Linked DNA regions of Mus musculus: all the other regions are linked to region 3. A link is a loop called in an ENCODE intact Hi-C map of the cell type or tissue named here. Cell type or tissue: heart. All regions are shown on one strand.

The links. Hi-C counts contacts between places; a loop is a spot of excess contacts. Peaks named below come from ENCODE experiments on the same cell type or tissue, not always from the same donor. Only the 100,000 strongest peaks of a DNase experiment are listed, where the experiment ranks them.
Region 1: a loop joins it to region 3, with 3 times the contacts of the local background. A loop is called at or near these places in 11 of 42 quality-filtered maps.
Region 2: it touches region 3 in a loop (2.1-fold over the local background); 2 of 42 quality-filtered maps call a loop at or near these places.

Annotation. Positions count from the first base shown.
Region 1 is chr1:132,090,617-132,098,616 of GRCm38, forward strand. No RefSeq gene overlaps it. Among named protein-coding and RNA genes, the nearest start is that of Gm37120, 8.0 kb to the right of the region's middle. In heart, a CTCF peak has its summit at 4,967; a DNase peak (open chromatin) is centred at 5,165; H3K27ac peaks cover 1,810 bases.
Region 2 is chr1:132,319,575-132,327,574 of GRCm38, forward strand. It overlaps Nuak2 (NUAK family, SNF1-like kinase, 2), which reads left to right. Exons shown (of 7, transcript NM_028778.4): 2 at 5,379-5,499. Gm30744 (a long non-coding RNA gene) reads right to left here and starts at 4,929. Exons shown (of 2, transcript XR_387392.4): 1 at 2,883-4,929; 2 at 1,855-2,026. In heart, a CTCF peak has its summit at 3,390; a DNase peak (open chromatin) is centred at 3,437; H3K27ac peaks cover 1,145 bases.
Region 3 is chr1:131,996,229-132,004,228 of GRCm38, forward strand. No RefSeq gene overlaps it. Among named protein-coding and RNA genes, the nearest start is that of Elk4, 7.4 kb to the right of the region's middle. In heart, CTCF peaks have their summits at 4,459 (motif pointing right) and 7,406; a DNase peak (open chromatin) is centred at 7,863.

The DNA of each region.
Region 1 (8,000 bases), 94 kb after region 3:
CTGCCCTGGACTTTGGCTGAGACATCCCCACTCTCGGATGCTCAGGCCCAGCTCCCCTTCTTCCCCTTCCTTCTCTCTCTTTCTCTGTCCATCTTGTCCGTGATCTCATGTTGCCAAGCCATCTTTAGGCTGAGCCGTCTGCAGGTTTTCTGAGTCCATTTTGTCTCAAAGCGATGTTGCTCTTTCCCTCACACCTAAATGGCAATCTTTAAATTTAACTTTCATTTTTGACAGTCACACCCACCACATGGCCCTGGCTCAGTGAATGGTTCTCGACCCTTTAATTCTCATGTTGTGGTGACCCCCCCCAACCATAAAATTATTTTTGTTGCTACTATTAGGAATCATAATGTGACTGTCTGGTATGCAGTATATCTGATGTGCAATTCCTGTGTAAAGGCCATTCAGCCCCCAAAGGGGTTGCGGCCCACAGGTTGAATATCACTGCTGCTGCCTGGCTGGCACAGCCTCCAGAATGCTGATTATAGGTATGTGTCACCAGACCCAGCCTGTATGGTAATTTGGACATCTGAATACCTTTGGTTTAAAACAGCTGCTCTCATAGCATGCTGAAGGCATTTTTCTGGCCCTTTCTAATGAGAACCCTGGGACCAAGTTGTTGTTTTTTAATGTGTCTATGTGAGTTTTGCTTGCAGATATGTCTGTGTACCACACACATGCAGTGCCTGAGGAGGCCTGAATAGGTCATCAGATACCCTAGAACTAGAGTTACAGAGTGCCTTAGTTAGGGTTTTCTGCTATGAACAGACACCATGACCAAGGCAACTCTTAGAAGGACAACATTTAATTGGGGCTGGCTTATGGGTTCAGAGGTTCAGTCCATTATCATCAAGGAGGGAACATGGTAGCGTCCAAGTAGGCAAGGAGCAGGTGGAGCTGAGATTTCTACATCTTCATCTGAAGGCTGCTAGCAGAATACTGGCTTCCAGGCAGCTAGGATGAGGGTTTTAAAGCCCACACCCACAGTGACACACCTACTCACAACAAGGCCATACCTCCTAATAGTACTACTCTACTCCTTGGGCAGAACATATACAAACCATCACACAGAGAGTTGTGAGTCACCCCTATGTTGCTGGTAACTGAACTTGGGGTCCTCTGGAAGAGGATTTGAAGGCTTAGATTTTTCAAAACCTACTTTAAGAAGGGTTTTCAACTGTTTCACCCCCCCCCCCTTCTAACACACCATCCAAAGGTAGGGGAGAAAGATGTGTAGTAGGAAATGGGGAGGTAGATCTTTTTAGAAGCACTTCTTTGAAGTGATTTCACTCTTCCTTGTCAGGATACCAGCAGTTCAGTTTGTTAGTGTCAAGATATCAACAGTCCAGTCTTAAAATGTCACTGCACAGGAGTCAGCAGCAGCTGCATGATCCAGCAGAAATAGCCAGGCCTCCACCGAATTGGCATGAGGCATCAGAAGCGATCAGAACCAGCTGGGACACCAGAAGAAGGTCTCTGCCGTGCCTCTCTATGAAGTAAAGATCAGTAAAGACCTGAGACCAACAAGCATTGCACAGCTAGCTATGTATGCGCCATGTCACTATCTGTTGGGCCTTACTTACACTCTCTCTAAACATCATGTGTTCTCACACGGGTCTGCTTCAGCCAAACATCACGTGATGCAACCAAAAATTTCCACTTCAAGGAGTCAGTGCTGAGCCACCTCTCCAGCCCTTCCTGAGTTACTATTTAAAAGCACAATATTCCGCTAAGTATACTATGTTTAAATAATTTATGTGTTAAACTACATATGCTCTGAATTCAGAAACTATTTTAATACAGGTTGAATATATGCCTTAAAGGTAATGCTTGGAACCAGAAGAGTTTCAAATTAAGATATATGTGAATATCAACATACTATCTAAGGAGATGTCTTACAAATGAGATCACAGCTTGCTTATGTTTTTTTAACCTTATATTGATTCTTTGTGAGTTTCACACCATGTACCCCAGTCCCATTCATCTCCCTGTGCCCTCCTATCTGACTTCTGCCTTAGCAACCTCCCCACCCAAAAGAAAATAAAAAATGAACAAGAAAATAACAGAAAACATCTCATCATGGAAGCTATAGTGTATCACACAGTATACCCTTTTAGCCACACATCTTTTTTTTTTTTTTTTAGATTTATTTATTTATCTGTAAGTACACTGTAGCTGTCCTCAGACACTCCAGAAGAGGGAGTCAGATCTCATTACATATGGTTATGAGTCACCATGTGGTTGCTGGGATTTGAACTCAGGACCTTTGGAGGAGCAGTCAGTGCTCTTAACAGCTGAGCCATCTCACCAGCCCCATGTCTATACATCTTTACTTGCAAATGTTCACTGCAATGAGTCATTGGTCTGGTTCGAGGCCTCTGGCTTCTGCCACACCATCAATACTGAGTCCTCACTAGAACTTCTCCTGGCTATCCTGTTGTTGCCCTGTGTCACAGCAGAGGAGTGGCAGGGCCAGCAATCCTATGCTCTAGCCCTTGGTTGGAGTAGCTCACCTGCACCCTCAATACCAGGGCCAGCTCTGCTGTGCTGCCCAGGCAAGGTACAGGGCCCACTCTTCTGAGTGCTGCAGCCGGTGAGAGGTGGGGCCAGTTCTCCAGAGGACCTCAGGCAGTGTGGGATAGCACCAGTTCTGCACAGCACTTGGACAGCTATGCGGTCTCAGGCAGCTGACCAGACTAGGGGTGTCCTCATGGTCTCTAGCGATAATGTGAGCCACAGACATCAACACCAACACCTGCTGCGGCATGACCAAGGACCCAAACATGGCACTTAGTGGCAGCACCAGCTGGGATTTCACCATGGCCTCAGGTGGTGGGGCTGGCTACTCATAACTAACAGACTTGCATCTGCAGTTCCACCTCTCTTCATAGTGTTCAAACTTTCTACTTCTTTTTCTCTCCCATCTGTCCACCACATACTTGCATATTATAGTGGCTCCCACTGTGAGCCAACCACATGGCTGGAGGGCCTCTGGGTAACCTGCATTGTGTGGCTGAAAGTAGGCCTGTCTGTGTCTATGACGCATCCATATGTGGTAGCAGGTGGGCCTTACTTACTGCCTTACTTCTGTTTAATGTACACTTTACACACATTGCCTAAAGGCAGTGGTGGCTGTTGCTCTTTATCCTCCTCCTCCTATTATTATTATTGCTATTATATTTTTTCTTTTTCCGAGACAGGGTGTCTCTGTATAGCCCTGGCTGTCCTGGAACTCACTCTGTAGACCAGGCTGGCCTCGAACTCAGAAATTTGCCTGCCTCTGCCTCCCAAGTGCTGGGATTAAAGGTGTGTGCCACCACGCCCGGCATTATTGCTATTATTATCATTATTATTTATTATGAGCCCAAAGCATTGCACACAATGAGCACACATTCCACCACTGAGCTGTATTCCTAGCCTAAAGGTAATTTTGCACAACTTTTTAAAAATATTATTTATTTAATGTATATGAGTACACTGTCGCTGTCTTCAGACACACAAGAAGAGGACATCAGAGCCCATCACTGTTGATTGTGAGCCACCATGTGGTTGCTAGGAATTGAATTTAGGACCTCTGGAAGAACAGTCAGTGCTTTTTTTTTTTTTTAAAGATTTATTTATTATTAAATCTAAGTACACTGTAGCTGTCTTCAGATGCACAGAAGAGGGCGTCAGGTCTCATTACGGATGGTTGTTAGCCACCATGTGGTTGCTGGGATTTGAACTCAGGACCTTCGGAAGAGCAGTCGGTGCTCTTAACCACTGAGCCATCTCTCCAGCCCTCAGTTGGTGCTCTTAACCACAGAACCATCTCTCCAGCCCATTTTTATTGCACTTGCATTTTATCTGCAACCTGGCACGTGAGGGCAGGTGTGGATACATTTACTGAGCCATCTCTCCAGCCCTCAGTTGGTGCTCTTAACCACAGAACCATCTCTCCAGCCCATTTTTATTGCACTTGCATTTTATCTGCAACCTGGCACGTGAGGGCAGGTGTGGATACATTTGTGATGTCATATCAATGCTCCCAAAGTTCCAGACTGTTAAGTATTTTGAGGATACCAATTTAGGGATGCTCAACTGGTATAGCATACTCTTGAATATAAATAAAATATGGATTTTGTTACACTAATATGCCTATAGGATCAGGGGTTTCAGCTCAGTAATAGAACACTGGCCTCTCGTGTGGGAGGTCCTGGGTTCATCACCAGCACTGCAAAACACAACAAGTAAAAATACATACTGCCTATATAGGACATATTGTTTTGATTCCATGCATGTGTTATATATGTGTGCGTATGTGTGGTATCTGTAGAGATACATACTTGTATAATCTGTGCACAGCCCACGGTCACACTCTCATGTGATCCAGGGGTCAAACCCAGGTCTTTTTTATTTTTTAAGATTTATTTATTTTATGTATGTGAGTACACTGTAGCTGTATAGATGGTTGTGAGCCTTCATGTGGTTGTTGGGAATTGAATTTTAGGACCTCTGCTCACTCTGGTCAACACCATTCACTCTGGCCCAAAAATTTATTTATTATTATAAATAGATACACTGTAGCTATAGATAATAGATACACTGTAGCTATCTTCAGACACACACAGAAGAGGGAGTCAGATCTCATTACTGGTGGTTGTGATGTCACCATGTGGCTGCTGGGATTTGAACTTGGGCCCTTTGGAAGAGCAGCCAGTGCTCTTACCTGCTGAGCCATCTCACCAACCCCAAACCCAGGTCTTTACTCTCACTATCCAGTAACTCTACCAACTGAGCTGCAACCCAAGCTTGTGTTTTGCTCCATTTTTTAAAAAATGTACATGTATTGCTTCTAACAGTCAGGTAATGGTCACGCCCCTCAGCCTGCACTGCTACACAGGGCCTCAACCACGTGCAATAGAAACCCCTGCTTGCTTCCCAGTCCTCCCTTTTATCTCCACCAGGGAGATCTTGCGATTTCTGGGCAGAGACCTTGGTGCTTGTCCTGGTTCTGCAGAAATGCACTCAGCCCTAGGGTCCGGCTCCAATGGTACCACCGTCCAACAGAGTCAGTATCTCCTTTGTGTCAGGGTAGCCACCTGTTTCCTGCTGGCCTGGATTCCTCTGCTAGTGTGAGTCATCTGTGCAAGCCAGGCCCTGGCTCACAATGTAGATAAGCATTCCCATAGCGGGCGTGACTCCAGACCCCACTGCTGCCTCTACCTTCTGGCAGACCAGCAGACAGGCGAGTGGTGGAGCTGGCCGGAAGTCCTCACACACTTCCGTGTCTCCTTTCTGTTGGTGTCTAGGGCGCAGTCTTGGTGTTCTGCCTAATGTGGTTACAGTCTGTATTCACCAATTGCTAGGGCTCTCTACCTGGTGACATTTTCTTATTGGTGGTGGTGGTGTGAATCTAAGACCTTTTTTTGTGTTGGAAGCCATCTACCCCTGGGTTATCCCAATTCTTCCTGTAAATACTGATTTTAAAAAGACAGCCTTTTTCTCTTCCCTTCCTCTCCTCCTCCTTCTCTCCAGAGTTTCTAGTAGCCTAGGCAGGCCTTGAACTCCTGATCCTCAAGTTCCACTTCCCAAATGCTAGGATTTCAGGCACTCACTATGATGCCTTGCTGCCTGGAAGGCATCTCTCTTTTCCTTCTTCTCCCTTTCCCTCTCCTCCCTTCTCTCCTTCTTCCACCCATCCCTCCTTCCCACCCTCTTTCTTCCAGAGATGGATGTCAGATCCTTTCAGGCTCCACAGTCAATGCCGCTCTTCTTCCCATGGCCAAAGCTGAGGGGAGAGGCTCTCCAAAAATGGCAGGTCCGCTGGGGAGCAGGGGTATGTGGCCTCTTGTAGTGTTAAGTGACTAAGTCATGATGCTTGACCCAGAATCTTCTGTACCTTCCCAGGAACCTTCCCAGTCCCTGCAGAGCAGCAGGAAGGAGATCTGAGTGGAGTCCCACCCAAGCGGAGCATTTCCGTGGAGGAGGGTGACTATGACTGCCTCTTAGATTTACACAGGACAGAGCAGGCAGAGAATTCCATTTCTTCCCTAGATCCTCAGATGCAAAGATCCAGGGATCCACAATCTGCATGTCTGTCTCCTTCCCATACCCCACCACTCAGCACTGGAAGCTGAGCCTAAGGAGGCAGAGGCCTGGCTTAAGAGACACTGGTGGACATACCCTCCTATCCAGCCAGTGCTGCCTCCTCCTGGCCCGTATTCACAGAGAGGTTTAGCAAGAGGAGAAAGCCCAACCTGGGAACTCTGATCCCTGGCTTTCTTTATCACCTTCACTTGCAGCCTGGGTGGTAAGGACTAACCTTGGATGTGGCAAGGACACAAACAGAGACTCCGGACTAATTTAGATTCCCCCTACACTCAAAATCTTCCGTCAATAGGCAATCGTGACTAACATTTACTGATCCCTTAATGTGTGCCAAGCCTTTTCTGTGTTGGGAAGTGAGTACGTTTATTATATTTTGCACATAGGATACTGAGGACCAGGGTGGCTCAGTTAGCTAGTTGTCCAGTAAGGATATGAACTCTATGTCCTTAACCCATGAAGCTGTCCTGCTAGGGTTATGCTGTCTACTTCGGAGTTCTGAAAACAACCTAACATCTGACCTTGTCTCTGCTCATGTCATCCTATCTGTATCCCAGGTCGTGACTCTGAGACCTGACCACTCACGAAACACCTGGCTCTCAACTCCCCATATTGAGCCTACTGGAAGCCCTCTGGTGGTATTTCTCAAAACATGAGAAGGCTCTTCTAGTTCATTCAGAGACTACTGCCTGCCCACTTTGCAGAATTCCACAATGATGCATATGGGTGGCAAACTTATCCCATTAAAGGTGGGAAGGATTGGGGCCCAGTAAGGCTCAGTCATCCAGAATTGCCGAGTGTCCAAGCAGAACTCGGATACAGAATTCTCACGTTGGCTTTCGATAACTCTGTGGTTACAGAGTTCCCTGGGACTGTGAACGTCTGGGGTCTATGGAGATGCTTAATCCTCAACAACATCCCAAAGCTATTCCATCCCTGCTTCTTCTTCTTCTCAAGCTTCCATTTATTTTGTAATTACCAGGAGAGAAATCTTTTTTTAAAAAAAGCATTACAGACCCCCCTCCCTGTGGTTCTGTCACTGGGAGCCCAAGGTGAGACCCAGGGCTGTAAATTTGTAGCATACCCTCAGACACTGTGAGGTAGGAATGTCTTGCACACTTGGTTCTGAAGAATCTGTTCCTGGGCTTTGCAGAGGCTCTGTCCCAAGTTCTCCCTCACGGCGGAGAGCCAGTCAGCACAACAGAAGTCTCCTCATGAGTGAACACCCCTTTAGTCTTGATTTTGTTGTGCAGGCATCTCTCTTGGGGGTGGGGGCTGAAATGATCAGTCTTATGTGTGTCCTGAGAATGTCTTAAGGTTTGTACTGCTGTGATGAAACACTGTGACCAAAAGCAACTCGGGAAGGAAAGGGTTTATTTCAGCTTACAACTTAAGTCACACCCCAGCACTGAGGGAAGTCAGGGCAGGAACCAAAGCAGAAACCACAAGAAAATGTATTGATTGGTTTACTCAGTTTGCTTTCTTATACATCCTAGGACAACTTGCCCAGATATGGCACCACCTCAGTGGGCTGGGCCCTTCCACGTCAATCATCAACCAAAAAAAAAAAAAAAAAAAAAAAAAGCCTCATGGCTTTCTGCAGGTCAATCTGTCATGGGGGAGGGGGAAGTTCTTCAATTGAGATTTCCTGTTCCTAGATATGTCTAGATTTGTGTCAAATTGACAACAAAACAAAAAAACTGGCACAGAGGACCAAATGTTTCTCCTGGGTCACCCTCTCTGGGCAAAGGTCCTGTCTGAAACCTAGCAGCAGTCTGGGGTTCTCATGTTCTCTGACCAGGATGGGCTTTCCGGCTGAAGTCTGGAAACAGAGCCCCCAAGCAGTTTCTTACCTTGTGATGCGATCACTTCAGCAGCATCCTTGAGAACAGAGATCTCTCCTGACCCAGGGC
Region 2 (8,000 bases), 320 kb after region 3:
TTGGGGAGATGGCTCAGGTTACCTGCACAGCTTCTTCCTGATTCCCGTCTGGCTCTTGGTAAGGTGGTACATCCCCGCTGCTCAGCCAGGACTGCCTAACCTAACCTCTCCTGCACTATCTAAGTGGGTCATCATCCAGCACCTTGCCTGCTTCCCATGAAAGGGCACAAACGAGTCAAGGATCTTGGCTGTGACCAGAGGTGCCCAACTTGGGCCATCTCTCCCAGCAACCAGAACTAGCATCTCTGCCCTCCCCACCCCCTTCCCTTCTTTTTCTTTCTAAAGCTTTCTGATCACTTGAATGCAGATCATTTCTAATCCGAGCTCTGGGAGAGAGGAGTTATTTACCCATGGAGCCTCAGTACCAACTAACTCCTCAGGGTGTTGGCAAAGAGTGGGCATGTTTTAAGTGGAAGGAGTGGCACACACAATGTGGCCCATGGCAAGATACGGGCAGTCCCTTCTCCAGAGATGGGGGGCAGGGCAGAATTGGACACCTCCAAGGAACTTTTGTCTTCTGAGATACTAGCTTCTCCTTCATTGTAGTCCTGTCCTGTGCATGGAGGAACTTTGGTGAAGTGAGTTTATCTTTCTTTCTTTCCTTTTTTTTAAGATTTATTTATTATTATATGTAAGTACACTGTAGTTGTCTGCAGACACACCAAAAGAGGGCATCAGATCTCATTATGGATGGTTGTGAGCCACCATGTGGTTGCTGGGATTTGAACTCAGGACCTCTGGAAGAGCAGTCAGTGCTCTTAACCACTGAGCCATCTCTCCAGCCCTGAGTTTATCTTTCTGAAGTGTTCGCTGCTGGTTGGGGAGTTAGCTTTGTTGCCTTTATGAACTCGAAGAGCTTCAAGGACGAGAATGGTTTTAGCAGGTCTGCTCTGGCAGCTAACATGGCCCAGCCTGACGGCCTAGCAACGGTCCTTAGATGGCTCCTTCCTGACATTGCGGTGACCCATTTCTGAAGAAGCTGTACACAGAACGTTGACGCATGGAAGGAAACTTGGAGATCTACCCTGACCTGCCTGGCATGCTCTGATTCACTTCCCTAGCCCACTGTCTTAGCCGAAAACCTCACCCATCCTTCCATATCTGAAACAGTTTTCTCCTGGGCTGGTTCCCTATGCTCTTCCAAGTAAAGAAAGCCACTCCCAATGCTCCCCAAGCCTTTCCATGAGCCAGGACTTTAAAAGCTGGACAGCCCAGGAGTGCAGCCATAGCTGAGCAGATAGAGGCACTTGCTGCCCTTGCAGAGGACCTGAGTTTGGTTTCCAGCGCCCGTGTTGTTGGCTGCTCAGAACCATCTGTAACTCCAATTTCAGGGGATCCAAAGCCCTCTTCTGATCCCCATGGGCATCATATGCCTGTGGCACATATGTATGGCACACAGGCAAAACACCCATATGCATAAAGTAAAGATAAATAAATAAGTCTTATCAAACAAACAAACAAACTGGACAGCCCAGTTAGCCAGAGGCTCCTAGTTTTCTGTGCCTTGTGTTGCATGGCTTGAGACAAGTGAGAATCAGGTGCCTGGGTTCACATAGACGGCCATGGATTCACATACACAGAGTCATCCTTGGTCTGCCTCAGAGTGTGGTGGCCATATAATAAATGGATTACATGTGGGTAATATGCAGGGTGAAGAGAGTGTCAGGGAGCTGAAAAATGAGGCTTCAGTGGTTAACAGCACTTGCCGTTCTTCAGACCCCCCCAGGTCCCATCACCATCACCACCATCCTTAACTCCGCTTCCAGGGGATCTGACACCCTCTTCAGACCTCCTGGGCACCAGGCACACACATGGTGTACATATGTATACATGGGAAAAAAACACCCATACACATAAGATTAATAAATTTACAAAAATTAAAAAAAAACAAACAAACCCAACTTGTGTAAGGACAAAGACCTTGGCCTGTGGCCATCCTTTGGGTTGGGTACCTGTCTGCAGTTGGTACCTTCTTCTTAGGCTTCAGCCAGCTTATTTTCATCCTTAGGCACAGTTGCCAGTAATCCTGCAGGTGAGAACAAAGGTCTCTAGAAATTAGTTCTTGTAACTGAGGGAGACTCCACCCAGGCCCGGGGAGGAGGGGATCGGAGAAACCTTATCTGGTCACTGGTTCCTTCAGGCAAAGATCATCCAGGGACTTAACAAATAGATATTTGTAATGAGTGTTCACTAGTGTCCAGCTGTTAAGGGCCTTCTGCAAACAGGGCTCTTTCTAGTCTTGAGTGGTAGTAGATTGAACTTTGATATACTAGGGCTGGCAGAGTTTGGGGATAGTGGCCTAGCCCCACCATACCAGTGATAAATCAATCCTTGTCTTCAGTCACCCTTTGGGGGACTGATGGAGGACCAATAACATGCCTTATTTCCTTCCTGGGAAGTGCCAGACAGGATCTCCTAGTACCTATTGTGGATAACTGGGGTTCGTCGACTGCTCCTCACCCCTTGTATGTCTTATAGAAGAATGATATAGGGTGAAGTTAGAATTTTAGGTCTTCTAAGGTTAGAAGTGGCTCTTGATACCTGCCTGCCCACAAGCCATACCAAATAATTGCTAGCACCCTCAAAAATCTGTTTTGGAAACTCATTTCTTTTGGCCCCTATACCCTTAGAGCTCTGTCCCTAAGCCTATGACGTCACCTCAGTAGTCTATACACTTGTGTGTACACGACTGTGCATCTGACATCTGCCTGATCTTTGCCTGGATGCATTTTAAGCACTCAGGTATTTTTAGTTGTCTAGATAGTGGTGTGTGTTTACCTATGACTGTTTTTACTACCTACTAATAGATCTTTTACAGACCTTTGTCTCTAAAGAGTTCACAGCCCTTTGCTCATTGTCTGGTTTCATGAACAAAGACTTACAGAGAAGAGAGCAGGCCATGCAATCTCCCCTTCAGGCTGAGAAAAGCAGCGTGGAGAAGCGGCGTGTGGGAGTATGGCTCTGTGCTGAATGGAGAAGAGAGAGCAATCTCCTAGCTGAAGGAATATTCAAGGCCTTTGCCCTGCTCCCCTGTTCTAAGCCCAGGACTTTTCTGCCTAGCTCTTTAGGGAGTGGGGTTAGAGCAGAATGTTGAAGCAGACCGATCCTCCCATTTGCATTATCCCCCATCTGCATCATCCCCCTGCATTGGGCCTCTCAGGGATGAGGCTCCATGGTGACCATCTGCTGTTGTCCTCCCTGCCCTGTTCTGGGGAGGGCTGAGAATGGGGCCTGTCCCCTTTCAGCAATGCAGCTTTAGGGCCTGATGGGGTGGAGGGCACGCCATCCTTGGCCCGTTGCCGGGGTGACCGAGCTATGGGCATTGTGAGCAACTCCTCTGACAGGATTAGGGCTATTCCGCATTCTTGTCAGATGGGGAGCACAAACCGAAAAGAGCCTGCTGTCCAGAGAGCTGAAGCTATTGTCTACCTCCGGAGCCTGTGAAAGGGTGGATTAGAGGCCCCACCCCTTGAGCGGGGGTTTCCTTTCTGTCTCCTTTTGAATCCAGAGGGGAGGCCAGCCCTCCTGGGAAATTGAATGAGGAGCTGTTTACCTCAGGCTGGGCCTTCATATTTCTTATTACTTGTCTGAAGAGGAAGTCCTGTGTTTACCATTCTGTTGGTGTCCATGGCCAGAACTTGCCAGGAACTGACTGACCTGGGACACCCAATCTTCACCTGAGGGCCACTGGCTTCTGTACAGCTCACTTCACAGACCAGACCAGAAAAGGCCCCCCCCCCCAGACTACTTAGTTCAATCTGTTTATTTCACGGAAAGGCAGCTGAGGCACTGAGAAGGGTAGGACTTACCCACAACCACTGGGATAGAACCGGAGAACCAGGCGTTGTGGGTCCTGGCTCTATGGTTTCCATTCTCTCCATTCTAGAGAAAGCCATGGACCAGAAAGACGGACACTCTTAAGTGTAGCTCCTCTGTTTCCTCTGTACCCACCCTTCCTGAGCCCGATACACACCAGCTAGGGGTCTTAATCCTTTTCCACCTTTAAGACCCTTTAAGTCTGTAATCCCCAGAGGACTGTCTGTCTACATGTTTGCTTGTTGTTGGACATTCCTTACCTGGACTTTGAAGATTGCTCACTGGAGGGTGGTTTTTGTTTTTGTTTTTGTTTTGTTTTGATGATCTTTTTTCTTATGGCAAATAACTTGCCAGCAGTTTAAACAGATCCACATTGTTGTAAATCATTCTAATACAAAATAAAATGCTTTTATTTGTTGTGTATGTCTGTCTTCTCGGGATGTATGTTTGTACATTTGCTCAGGGCGTCTGGTCCCTTGGAACTGGAGTTACAGACAGTTTTAAGCTACCATGTGGGTGCTGGGACCCAAACTCAGGTACTTTGGAAGAACAGCCAGTGCTCTTAACTGCTGAGACTTCTCTTTTTCAGCCCTCTAAAACCGTTTTATCATCCCAAGTAGAAGTGCTGTACCCATTAAATAACAACACCCCCATGCCATCTTTTGCCCTATACCCCTGGTAACTTTTGATCTATTTTCTATAGAGTTGTTTATTTTAGTTCCTCATAAAAGGGGGTGACATAACATCTGTCACTCTGTGACTAGCTTATTTCACTGAGTATGTTTTCATGGTTTAGCCATGTTATAGTAGGTATCAGAATTCCATTCCTTTTCTGACAGATTGATACCAAATTTGTCTATCTATCACCTGTTGGTAGGCATTTGGGTTGCTTTAATGTTTGATGAGTGAGTGGTTGTTTATTGCAAATTGTCGTTTGGGACAGAAGAACTAAACTCAATCAGCTTGCCAGCTGTGCTAGTCATTGACAATGACTTTAAGGAAAGCATTTAGTCTGCTGTGTTTCCAGTTTCTTTACCAGTGGCTGAGGGTGAGGATACTTTCTTCTTCTCTTTCCAGAGCCCTTGTGAGGACCAGTATATTTAATCATATAGTAAATTGCTATTCCCTGACTAATGTGTGCCAGGTCCTCTACCTGGCATCGACTGCTGAGCAGATCGTCCTGAGCAAGTCATCCCAGGTCCTTGTCCTTGGGGTGCACATTGTCCTTGGGATGCCCTGTGCATATTTGATTTGTAAATCCTGAAGCATCTAGCCTCACACAGGTGCAGGCTGTTACGTTTCTTGTTCATCTGTAGACTTTAAAAACGAGGTCATTAGTCATTGCTGCTTTGACTGCACTGGACTCAGGTGACAACCTTTGCTTGACAAGGTGATCTTCAAATTGCTGCCACCTGCCCTGGTGAAGGTGGGTGTCTTCTCTTAGTGCCTGCTGTATTGCAGCTGCAGGCAGAGTTCCAGGACCAGGGCTCATGGAGCATCCTCAGAGATGCCTCTACCTTGCTAGACCTTTCTCCTTAATCTCCTGCATCCTCTGTTCCCAGGTGGCCATCAAGTCCATCAGGAAAGACAAAATCAAAGATGAGCAGGATCTGCTGCACATACGGAGGGAGATTGAGATCATGTCTTCACTCAACCACCCCCACATCATTGCCATCCATGAAGGTACAGTAGTGGAACACTTGGAGCTGGGAAACAGGCAGGACTCTGGGAGTGAGGGGGTGCACACAAGTCAGATCTGCCAACACAAAGAAGTAGCATGTGCCCAATAGTGATGCCTGTAACCCCAGCTCTAGGCTGCCTAAGATAAGAGGAATATAAATTTGAGATCATACAAAGGTGCATAACAGGACCCCACCTTTTAATAAATACATAACTTAAACAAAGCAAGTTCTCTTAAAAAAAAAAAAAACAAAAAAAACCAAAACCAAAACAAAACGAAGAATGATAAAGGCTTTGGAGTTGCAAAAGCCGCATTTAAAACCCTGCCACGTGACACAGGACTTCTCCCGTAATCCATCTATATCACAGGGCGGTTGCAAAAATCCAACTGCATACTGTCACCGAGTACTTTGTAAGTGGAAAAGCCAGTAGTTTAGTTTATGTCTTTGTAGTGTGGCTGGGGTCCTACCTAGAATCCCATACTTGCTAGGTAAGTGCTGTAAATTGAGCTGCACCCTCATCTCAGACTGCAAGCCTTTTGTTGTTGTGGAGTTTTTCCCTAATAGCACTGCCTCCCAACCCCACGAGATCCTTAGCCACCCAGGAGAGGCTGAAAGGCCGGAGTCTGCACCTGTCTCAGGTGTGTGGGTGCTGCTCAATGCTCCTCTGTTAGCCAGGCCTCCCAGAGTCGCCTTGTGTCCCTGGATCACTCCTGCAGGGGTTTACTCTTGCCTCTCTTACCTCTCTTCTGACATCAGTTCTCGCTTGATCACTCTGGCTGCCCTCTTCCCTGCAGCCCAGACAACAAAGTGAGCAGGAGGGGTGCCCGGGAAGAGAATGCCCCTCCCACGTACACCTGTCTGCTTCAAGTCTTTATGTAACTTCAGTAACCCGCATCACAGGGACAGCAGGAGGAGGGGGGGGAGGGGGGATCCTGTAGACTTGTCTGGAGTGGTTTTCTTTTGTCTGAAGATTCCTGGTAGGTCGAATAGAAATGTCTCTACTCCCAGGATCATAGGAAGATAAAGGGCAAAGCTACTGTTATGATCCTCTGGCTTGAGTCTGTTCCATGAGGAGCCCAGACAAGTGACAGAGAAGGCTAATGGTATTTATCTTTTCTTCCCTCCGGGAACAGTGGGCAGATCACGCTTAGTGACTGGTAATGTGTGCACGCGCCCCCGCATGCATGTGCATGAACTGGGGTATATATGAATTCTCCCCATACCCAGGTCCCACTTGGGTCAGAGAACTGAACTGATGCTCAGGGTTTTGTTTTGTTGTGTTTTCATTCTTGTGTTGTGTTATGTTGTGTGTGTGTGTGTGTGTGTGTGTGTGTGTGTGAGCACACACATACACACTCAAGCATGTTGATGGTACAGGCACAGGGCATCACTGTTACTGGTGTCTAAAGGGTTCCTCCAGATTCATTTTCATCTTGCTATAGACTCTAGATGTTTTGACCTATGGGAGTGCTAGGACTGACTTCTAATGTTCCTCACAGTGCACCGTGCCGCCTCTTTATCTTTGGTTCCTAGCTTAGAGGTTGCATATACACTGAGAACCACAAGTGAAGAGTCTCAGTCAGGTACCCCTAAGAGTCTGGGCCCCCGAGTTCACCTGGAAAACAGCACCACAAGTCTTTCTCTGGCCTTGAAGCTGAGGACTCACCCCTTAGCTCCTTCTCAGAGGCTCTGGGGCTGGCCCAGCAAGCCAAACTCATAGGACCCGTTTAACACGAAGATGCGCTGTCATAGCCTAGCATGTTCTGACAGACATACCAGCTGAAGGGCCAGTTTCAGGAGCCAGCTATTTTCTACGTTTTTAGAGGACTGGAGCCAGGGCTCGGCGTGAGGTGGTAAGAAGGCCCCTCCTACACATGGAGATGGGCTAACCGGGGTGGGCTGACTGCCAAGAAGCCAGCCAGCTAGCCAGCCAAGTAATTACCACATGTTTATTGATTGCCTCTGTGATCAAGGCCATAAGCACTCCAGCCCCAGCCTGCGTCCTCTGAATGGTGGCAGGACTGAGCACTGTCTAGGCTCTCACAGTCACAGGGCAGGTGTCAGGTTTTAGAATTATACACGAGAACAGTATACATTAATAGGTCCTGTTTTTGAGCACTTTCTGGTGTATCAAATACTGTACCAAACCAAGCATTGTCTATCACCGGTTTCTTGCCTGTTTCTCGCCTGAGACCTGGGAAGTTGCTGTTGTCTGATCTCAGGGGAGGAAACTAAAGCACAGTGGTTTGATTGCGTATCCAAGTTTATCCAGCAGCTCTGCATGCTCCCTGGTAGATGTAGTAGCGGTTTGACCAAGGTCATAAGATGAAGTTTAGGGCCTTTTACTCCTACAGTGATATCTCTGTCTCCCTGGGAGATTGCTGAGTCCTCAAAAGCCTAAACGTAGCCACTGACCTCATGTCTTGATTTGCTGCTCCAAGAAGGCACTGAGTCGTCTTCGTAGGCTCTTCTGCCCTTATTCGCTGCTCTGTGGCCCCTGTC
Region 3 (8,000 bases):
TAGACTCATTTTCTCAGCCAGGGATCTGCAGTGGCTTTCAGAAGGTGCATGGGTAAACTCCATGGTGCTCCCTTGAAAAAGAAGGAAGGAGGCTCCTGAGATAGTGGGAGCTGGGCTAGGGAGAAGCAGAGTAAACTATTGCCTCCTCTTTTTCTCTTCAGGCACTAGTCTATATTTCTGCTGTTCCTGGGACATTAAACTGTACACATCTCAGGGAGTGAATGGTTGTACATGGCTCAGGGCTTCATTCTGAAACTAGAGTTCCTACATTAGCATCTGCCTCCTCTTAAAAATAACTTTGTGGGGGGTGGGGGGGCTGGAATAACAGCTCAGCAGCTAGAAGGACTGGCTGCTCTTCCAGAGGACCTCCCTTCAGTCCCCAGCACCCACATGGCAGCCCACAACTGTCTGTAACTCCAGTTTCAGCAGATCTGACACCCTCACCCTGATGCATGTAAAATAAATCTAAATGTATTTAAAAAAATAACATGTTGGAAGGTGGGGACAGCTTAGCTGGTAGAGTTTGTAGGACTAGGAGGCTGCCGCTGCTGTTTATCAGTTGTGCCTGCTTTTGTTGTTTCTGTTTGCTTTTAATTTAGGCAGAAACCAGGTGCGATGGCACACCAGAAGCAGAGGCAGGTGATGTCTGGGAGTTTATGGCCAGCCCTGGTCTTCATAGCAAGTTCCAGGCCAGCCAAGGCAACACAGTGATACTGTTTAAAAACAAATTACGGGGGCTGGAGAGATGGCTCAGCAGTTAAGAGCACTGACTGCTCTTCCAAAGGTCCTGAGTTCAAATCCCAGCAACCACATGGTGGCTCACAACCATCCGTAATGAGATCTGACACCCTCTTCGGGAGTGTCTGAGGACAGCTACAGTGTATTTACATATAATAAATAAATAAATAAAAACAAATTACACTGAATTAGCTGAACCTGGGAGCTCACATCTGTAGTCTTAACCGCTAAGGAGCTAATACAGGAAGTTCCCAAGTTCAAGGCCAAAAAGGGAGATTTAGTGAGAGTGGAGACAGATTAGGGAGGGATATAGCTCAGTGGTGGAGCACTATTGCTCGTGCTTAAGGCCCCATGTTCAAGTTCTGTACTAAAAAAATTTGGCCGTACGAGTGAGTGCATTGTTGGAGTGTGGCTTGGGGGATTCAGCCTTCAAAGGGAATCTTTGTGTATAAGAGCATTTTTTAAGGTTTTAATTGATACATAAAATTGAACTATTGGCTAGGCAGTGGTGGCACACACCTTTAATCTCAGCATTTGGGATGGCAAGAAGCTGGCAGATCTCTGAGTTCCAGGTCAGCCTGGTCTATAAGAATGAGTTCCAGAACACCTAGGACTACACAAAGAAAAAAATTGCTCTATTTATGGATTAAGAGTGTGTTTAGTTAAGGTTTTACTGCGGTAAACAGACACCATGACCAAGTCAACTCTTATAAGGACAACATTTAATTGGGGCTGGCTTACAGGTTCAGAGGTTCAGTCCATTATCATCAAGGCAGGAGCACAGCAGTGTCCAGGCAGGCATGGTGCAGGAGTTGCTGAGAGTTCTACATCTTCATCTGAAGGCTGCTAGGAGAATACTGGCTTCCAGGCAGCTAGGATGAGGATCTTAAAGCCCACACCTACTCCAACAAGGCCACACCTCCAAATAGTGCCACTCCCTGGGCCAAGCATATACAAATCACCAGAGTAGGAAATGAAGCACCACAATGAGGTTAATTTTTTTAATTATGCATTTATAATTTGTGTGTGTGTGTGAGTTGTGCATATGGGCATGCACATGCCACAGCGTGTAACAACTTTATGGAGTCAACTTTCTCCTTCACTTTTATGTTGGTTTGTGGGTGTAATGGTTTGAATGATAAATGTTCCCACAGTCTTAGACATTTGAACACTTGGTTCCCAGTTGGTGGTACAGTTTGGGTAGGTTTAGGAGGTGTTGCTGAGGGATCTATGTCACTGGGGTGTGGCCTTTGAGAATTCAAAATGTGTGCCATTTCTAGTTCACATTTTTCTGCCTTATGCTTGCAGTTCAAGATTGAGCCCTTAGCAGCAGCCTCCGTGTCTGACGTTTCCCCACTACTGTGGACTCTAGCTCCCTAGAACCATAAGCCCAAATGAACCCTTCTCTAAGATGCCCTGGTCATGGCGTTTTATCAGACTGAGCTTAGCCTTCAGAAGTTCTTCCTTAAGTGTGAAGGTCTGGCTATGCCACTGAGCTGGGTCTACGGTCACAAGCTAAGTTCTCTGGCATCCATCGATACGGAAGGGAAGTGGAGGTACGCAGTATTCTGCATTCTGAACTCCTAGCAAGTGTTGCAGACCACTTTCAGGAGATGTTCTTCTTCTTCTTCTTCTTCTTCTTCTTCTTTTTTTTTTTTTTGGTTTTTCTAGACAGGGTTTCTCTATATAGCTCTGGCTGTCCTGGAACTCGCTTTGTAGACCAGGCTGGCCTCAAACTCAGAGATCCACCTGCCTCTGCCTCCTGAGTGCTGGGATTAAAGGAGTGCTCCACCTGGCTTTGTTTCCTTTTTATTTTTAATTTTTTTTGTTTTTTTTTCCAGACAGGGTTTCTCTGTGTATCCCTGGCTCTCTTGGAACTCACTCTGTAGACCAGGCTGGCCTCGAACTCAGAAATCCGCCTGCCTCTGCCTCCCGAGTGCTGGGATTAAAGGCGTGCGCCACCACGCCCAGGCAGGAGATGCTCTTTAGTGCAGTGGGAGGCACTGACTTTCCTCTCTCCAGACCCTCCCTCTCTTGCCTTTCTAGTGATACTCACCTTGTCTAAGCTATGTTTGCCCCTTTGTCTGCTTTGAATCTTCAGCTGACCTGTTGCCCATGCTAGGACGACTAAGAAAGAATACTGGGTACCTAAGCTTTTGACTCCAGTTTTGGAAAGAGGGAGAGCTGAGCCCCATACCAGGTCCTGGAATTTCATAGACATTCTGGACCAAGAAAAGGATGTAACACCCTCATCTGGACCCTATCAAGTGATAGATACCTAATGCTACGATGGTATAGCCCCCAGACCAATTCATCATCTGTATACATCAAGGATCTAGGACTCCCCAGCTGTCCCCGGAGTTTTGGCATAGCTAGGTCCTCTGCTGTTGAAAGGCTGGATTGGCTGCTGATCTGTCCACCTTGTTCACTTGTCTAGACCTGGATCTGACCTGGTGTTTCCTACTGTGGTGTTTTGAATGAGAACGCCCCTGGCCCCCATAGGCTCATATTTGAATGTGTGGTCATCAGGGAGTGGCACTACTTGAGAGGGATTAGGAGGTGTGGCCTTGTTGAAGTAGGTGTGGCCTTTTTGGAGAAAGTATGTCACTGGGAGTGGGCTTTAGGGTTTCAAAAGCTCAAGCTATGACTAAGGTGTCTCTCTTCGGGCTGGTGAGATGGCTCAGTGGGTAAGAGTAACCGACTGCTCTTCCAAAGGTCCGGAGTTCAAATCCCAGCAACCACATGGGTGGCTCACAACCATCTGTAACGAGATCTGACGCCCTCTTCTGGTGTGTCTGAAGACAGCTACAGTGTACTTACATATAATAAATAAATAAATCAAAAAAATTTAAAAGAAAAAGGTGTCTCTCTTCCAGCTGCCTACAGCTCTGGATGCAGGACTCTTAGCTAGTTCTCCAGCACCATGTCTGCCTGTGTGCTGCCATGCTTCCTGACATGATGATAATGAACTACACCTAACTTTTTAAACTTAAGCCAGCCCCAATTAAATGTTTGTTTGTTTGTTTGTAAATGAGTTGCCGTGGTCATGTTGTCTTTTCACAGCACTAGAACACTGACTACGACATTGTTCCTTACCTTACTTTGCCTCAAAGCCGAATTCCACAGCTTACTCCTCAAACCTGGCTCCAGCAGCTTTAGCAGCAGCTGAACCCTCTGGTTCATTTTCTCATCAGTACAGACTCTTTCTCAGCCTTCTTCAGAAATCTTTTGAACTCTGATACAACCTTTTTAACTTGTCTTCATTCTGTAACCCACACATATGCATATAGATATATAGATGTATTTACTGTGTGCTGTGTGACATGGGGGTTGGTATTAGTAATTAAAGGTTGGAATAAAATACCCTGCATTAACCTCAGACAGGCTACCAAGACAGGTGGATCATGTGACAAATGCTGTCATTGCAACTGCTAGACCTTGTGAAATTACTGTTGTTCAATGAATTCTGATAGTGTGGGAAGACACAGCATGGTTTGCTTATGTTTCTGGCAAAGCATACTCATGGTACTAGGCCAAGAAGGAACAGTCCTAGATAAAGAACTGGTCCTCCTGAGTATCTTCTGTGGTGACAGCATAATGCCCTATTTTGGTGGCTCTCAAATTACTTTTTTTTTTTTCTTTCTTTTTTTTTTTTTTTAGATTTACTTATTATGGATACAGCATTCTGCCTGCATGAATGCCTGCAGGCCAGAAGAGGGCACCAGATCTCTCTACTGATGTCTGTGAGCCACCATGTGGTTGCTGGGAATTGAACTCAGGACCTCTGAAAGAGCAGGTGGTGCTCTTAACCACTGAGCTATCTCTCCAGCCCTCCAAATTACTTTTATTTTTAAAAAATGTTTTTTATTTAGGTTAATTTTAAATCATGTGTATGTGTGTAGGTAAGTACATGTGAGCACAGGTGCCTGTGGAGGCCAGAGGTGTCAGATAATTTAGAGCTAGATTTAAAGTTGTGAGCTGCCCGCCTTGGATGCTGGGAACTGAACTCAGGTCCTCTGGAAGGAAAGCAATTGTTCTTAACTGCTGAGCCATCTCTCCAGCTACTCAAATTAATTCTAATTGAGGAAGAAAAGCTTTACAGGCAATGCTTTTAAGATATACAAGATGAGAGCTGGCTCAGTGGATAAAAGCATTGGCTGTTCTTACAGAAGACCTTAGTTCAATTCTCAGCAGCCCCCAAGGTGGTTCACCCATCTGTTACTCCAGTCCCAGGGGATCCAAAACCCTCTTATTTTGGCTTCCTTGGATACCAGTCATTGTACACCGTGCATGGCCATACATGCAGGCAAAACACTCACATATAAAGTAAAATAATCTTTTCTAAAGAGTTTACAGAGGGAAACCCCTCTAGCTTAACCTTCAGAGGAAGGTGAACCCTGCAAGAGTTGCACCCTCAGGCTGGTGAGATAGCTCAGTGGGTAAGAGCACCCGACTGCTCTTCCAAAGGTCCAGAGTTCAAATCCCAACAACCACATGGTGGCTCACAACCATCTGTAACAAGATCTGACTCCCTCTTCTGGTGTGTCTGAAGACAGCTACAGTGTACTTACATATAATAATAAATAAATCTTAAAAAAAAAAAAAAAGAGTTGCACCCTCTAGCTAGAATCTTCAACTGTGACCCAATACTAAAATTCAACTAAGGAACATCTTTTCTTTCTTTCTTTTTTTGTTTTTGTTTTTTTGAGACAGGGTTTCTCTGTGTAGCCCTGGCTGTCCTGGAACTCACTCTGTAGACCAGGCTGGCCTCGAACTCAGAAATCCACCTGCCTCTGCCTCCCAAGTGCTGGGATTAAAGGCGTGCGCCACCACTGCCCGGCTTCCACATTGGTTTTTATAAGGCCGGAGAAGTGCATTTATCAGAGTAACAAAATTATTTTTTTTTGTTAAAAATACTGGAGGAAGAAGTAAGCAGACTGAGTGTAGAGACCAAAATTTACATCTTATGATGCTCTATTCCTAGCTATGTTTGTGAAGCAATTAGGCTTAGGTCATAGCTACGCCCTCAGGCATGTAACTGCGGTAACGCATGTCTTGTCAAGTCCTCTGCAAATGATGCATACTGTGGGCTGGAAGATGGTGTCTGGCCTTACCTCATAGTCTAGGGGCCACAAAGGCTGTGTTAAAGGACCTTTCTGTGGGGATTTTCTCTGAACCCTGAATACTTTCTGAATTATCTTAATGAGGAGGAAACATCTTTGCCCAGAGTAATATTGTTGGTGAAAGATATCTCTAAACGTCATTTTATTGGTTTTACTTGGCAAGTTTTTGGACCTGGCTATGGTGTTGCCAGATGCCACCCACCAGGCTCAATTTACAGCCACTCAGCATTCATTTCCAATAGTAACTTTTCTTTTTGATTCAAACACATACAGTAAGTTCATTTAATAAGGGCTCAAAGCACAATTTGATTAACTTTCTCTTTTACTCTAACCTTCACAACTGATAAGTGAAAGGTTTGAGCCTCTACTCTCTTCCTCCCTCCCTCCCTTCCTTTTCTTTTCAGGATCTAATGATGGCCAGGCTGGCCACATACTCACTCTCTAGCTGATGCTGGCCTTGAACTTCTGGTCCTCCTACCTCTATCTCCTAAGTAGTACTGGCATTACAGTTTTGGACCAGCACACCTGGTTTCTTAGTCAGGGTTTCTATTCCTGCACAAAACATCATGACCAAGAAGCAAGTTGGGGAGGAAAGGGTTTATTTGGCTTACACTTCCACATTTCTGTTCATCACCAAGGAAGTCAGGACTGGAACTCAAGCAGGTCAGGAAGCAGGAGCTGATGCAGAGGCCATGGAGGGATGCTCCTTACTGGCTTGCTTCCCCTGGCTTGCTCAGCTTGCTTTCTTATAGAACCCAAGACTACCACCCCAGGGATGGCACCACCCATAATGGGCCCTCCCACCCTTGATCACTAATTGAGAAAATGCCTCACAGCTGGATCCCCTGGAGGCATTTCCTCAAGGGAGGCTCCTTTCTCTGTGATAACTCCAGCTTGGTAAAGTTGACACAAAACTAGCCAGTACACCTGGTTTTGAGTCTCTTTTATTTTTAAAGAAATTGAAAGTGCTATTCAGAAAGGATGTCACAAGCATTCTCTCAGGAGGATCACCCTGAGTGTAGAGAGCCCCAGAAGGAGAGACTGGGGATCTCTGGTTTTTAATCTTATATGCAGTTCAGGTAGAGATTAATTAATTTGCTCTGAACTCCTCTGTAGGCGCAATTGGTACCCCTCTGCCTTAAAGAGACATTGCAGATGACTAAATGGCTACTTTGTTGTTTTGCTTTTTGAGACAAGAGTGTTATAGTGTAGGGCTGGCTGGCTTGGGAGTTCTTTGTAGACCAGGTTGCCCTTGAACTCAGAGAGGTTCGCCTGCTTTCCACTTCAGAGTGCTGGAATTAAAGGAGCAGGAGCATGCCACCACACCCAGTCTCCATGTTTACTTCTGTCAGTCAGAATCAAGAAGGAAAATAATTGGGGTAAGGATGGGGCAGTGAAATAGAAACAAGAAAAGGGACACCATCTTGAGAATGATCCTGACTGGGTGTTTCTGGGCTAGGAAGGGTAAGTCAAGGGCAAGTTCCTAGGCTGGGACAAGTGTGCAATGACAAAGTTGAAAGATTGGGGCACTCATCTAATGTTTTAGTAACATACACAATTTGAACTGAGGTGGCCCTGAGCAGCTGAGGGTAAGATGGAACACGCATCTGTGATGGAAAATGACCAAAACAGATAAGAAAACAGCAGTATTTTTGGTTGACCAATTACCATGAGGTTTAGCAAAGCAGACCCATGTGTCTTGTGAGGAATTGTGGAGAGTTTCTATTTACAGACTCCTGAGTGGGAAAACCAGGCACAATAATGAGTTCCCCAACTTTTAGTTCTCTGATTGGCTGATTGGAAATTCACTTTTCCCTAGTTTCTCTGCTGTCAACACGTACTGAGTTAAAAACATTTAAAAAAAAAAAAAGGTCAATTTAAAAGCAGACAGACTTGCTATGACTAATGTCAGAACTCCCAAAGCAGACTTTTTCCAAAAATACATTGTAATTGATAGTACTATAAGCTCAGTGTAGAAGGACTGTGACACAAATTTTGGCCCCAGGCTGAAACAGATGTTTCCTGTTGGTTCAGGCACAACAGGAACATCTGCAGGTCTCCACACTCCTTCACTGCTCCTGCTATGGTGCTTTAAATGTCTTAAATCAAGCTTCTTTATAAGTGAATGCTTCCAGTGGG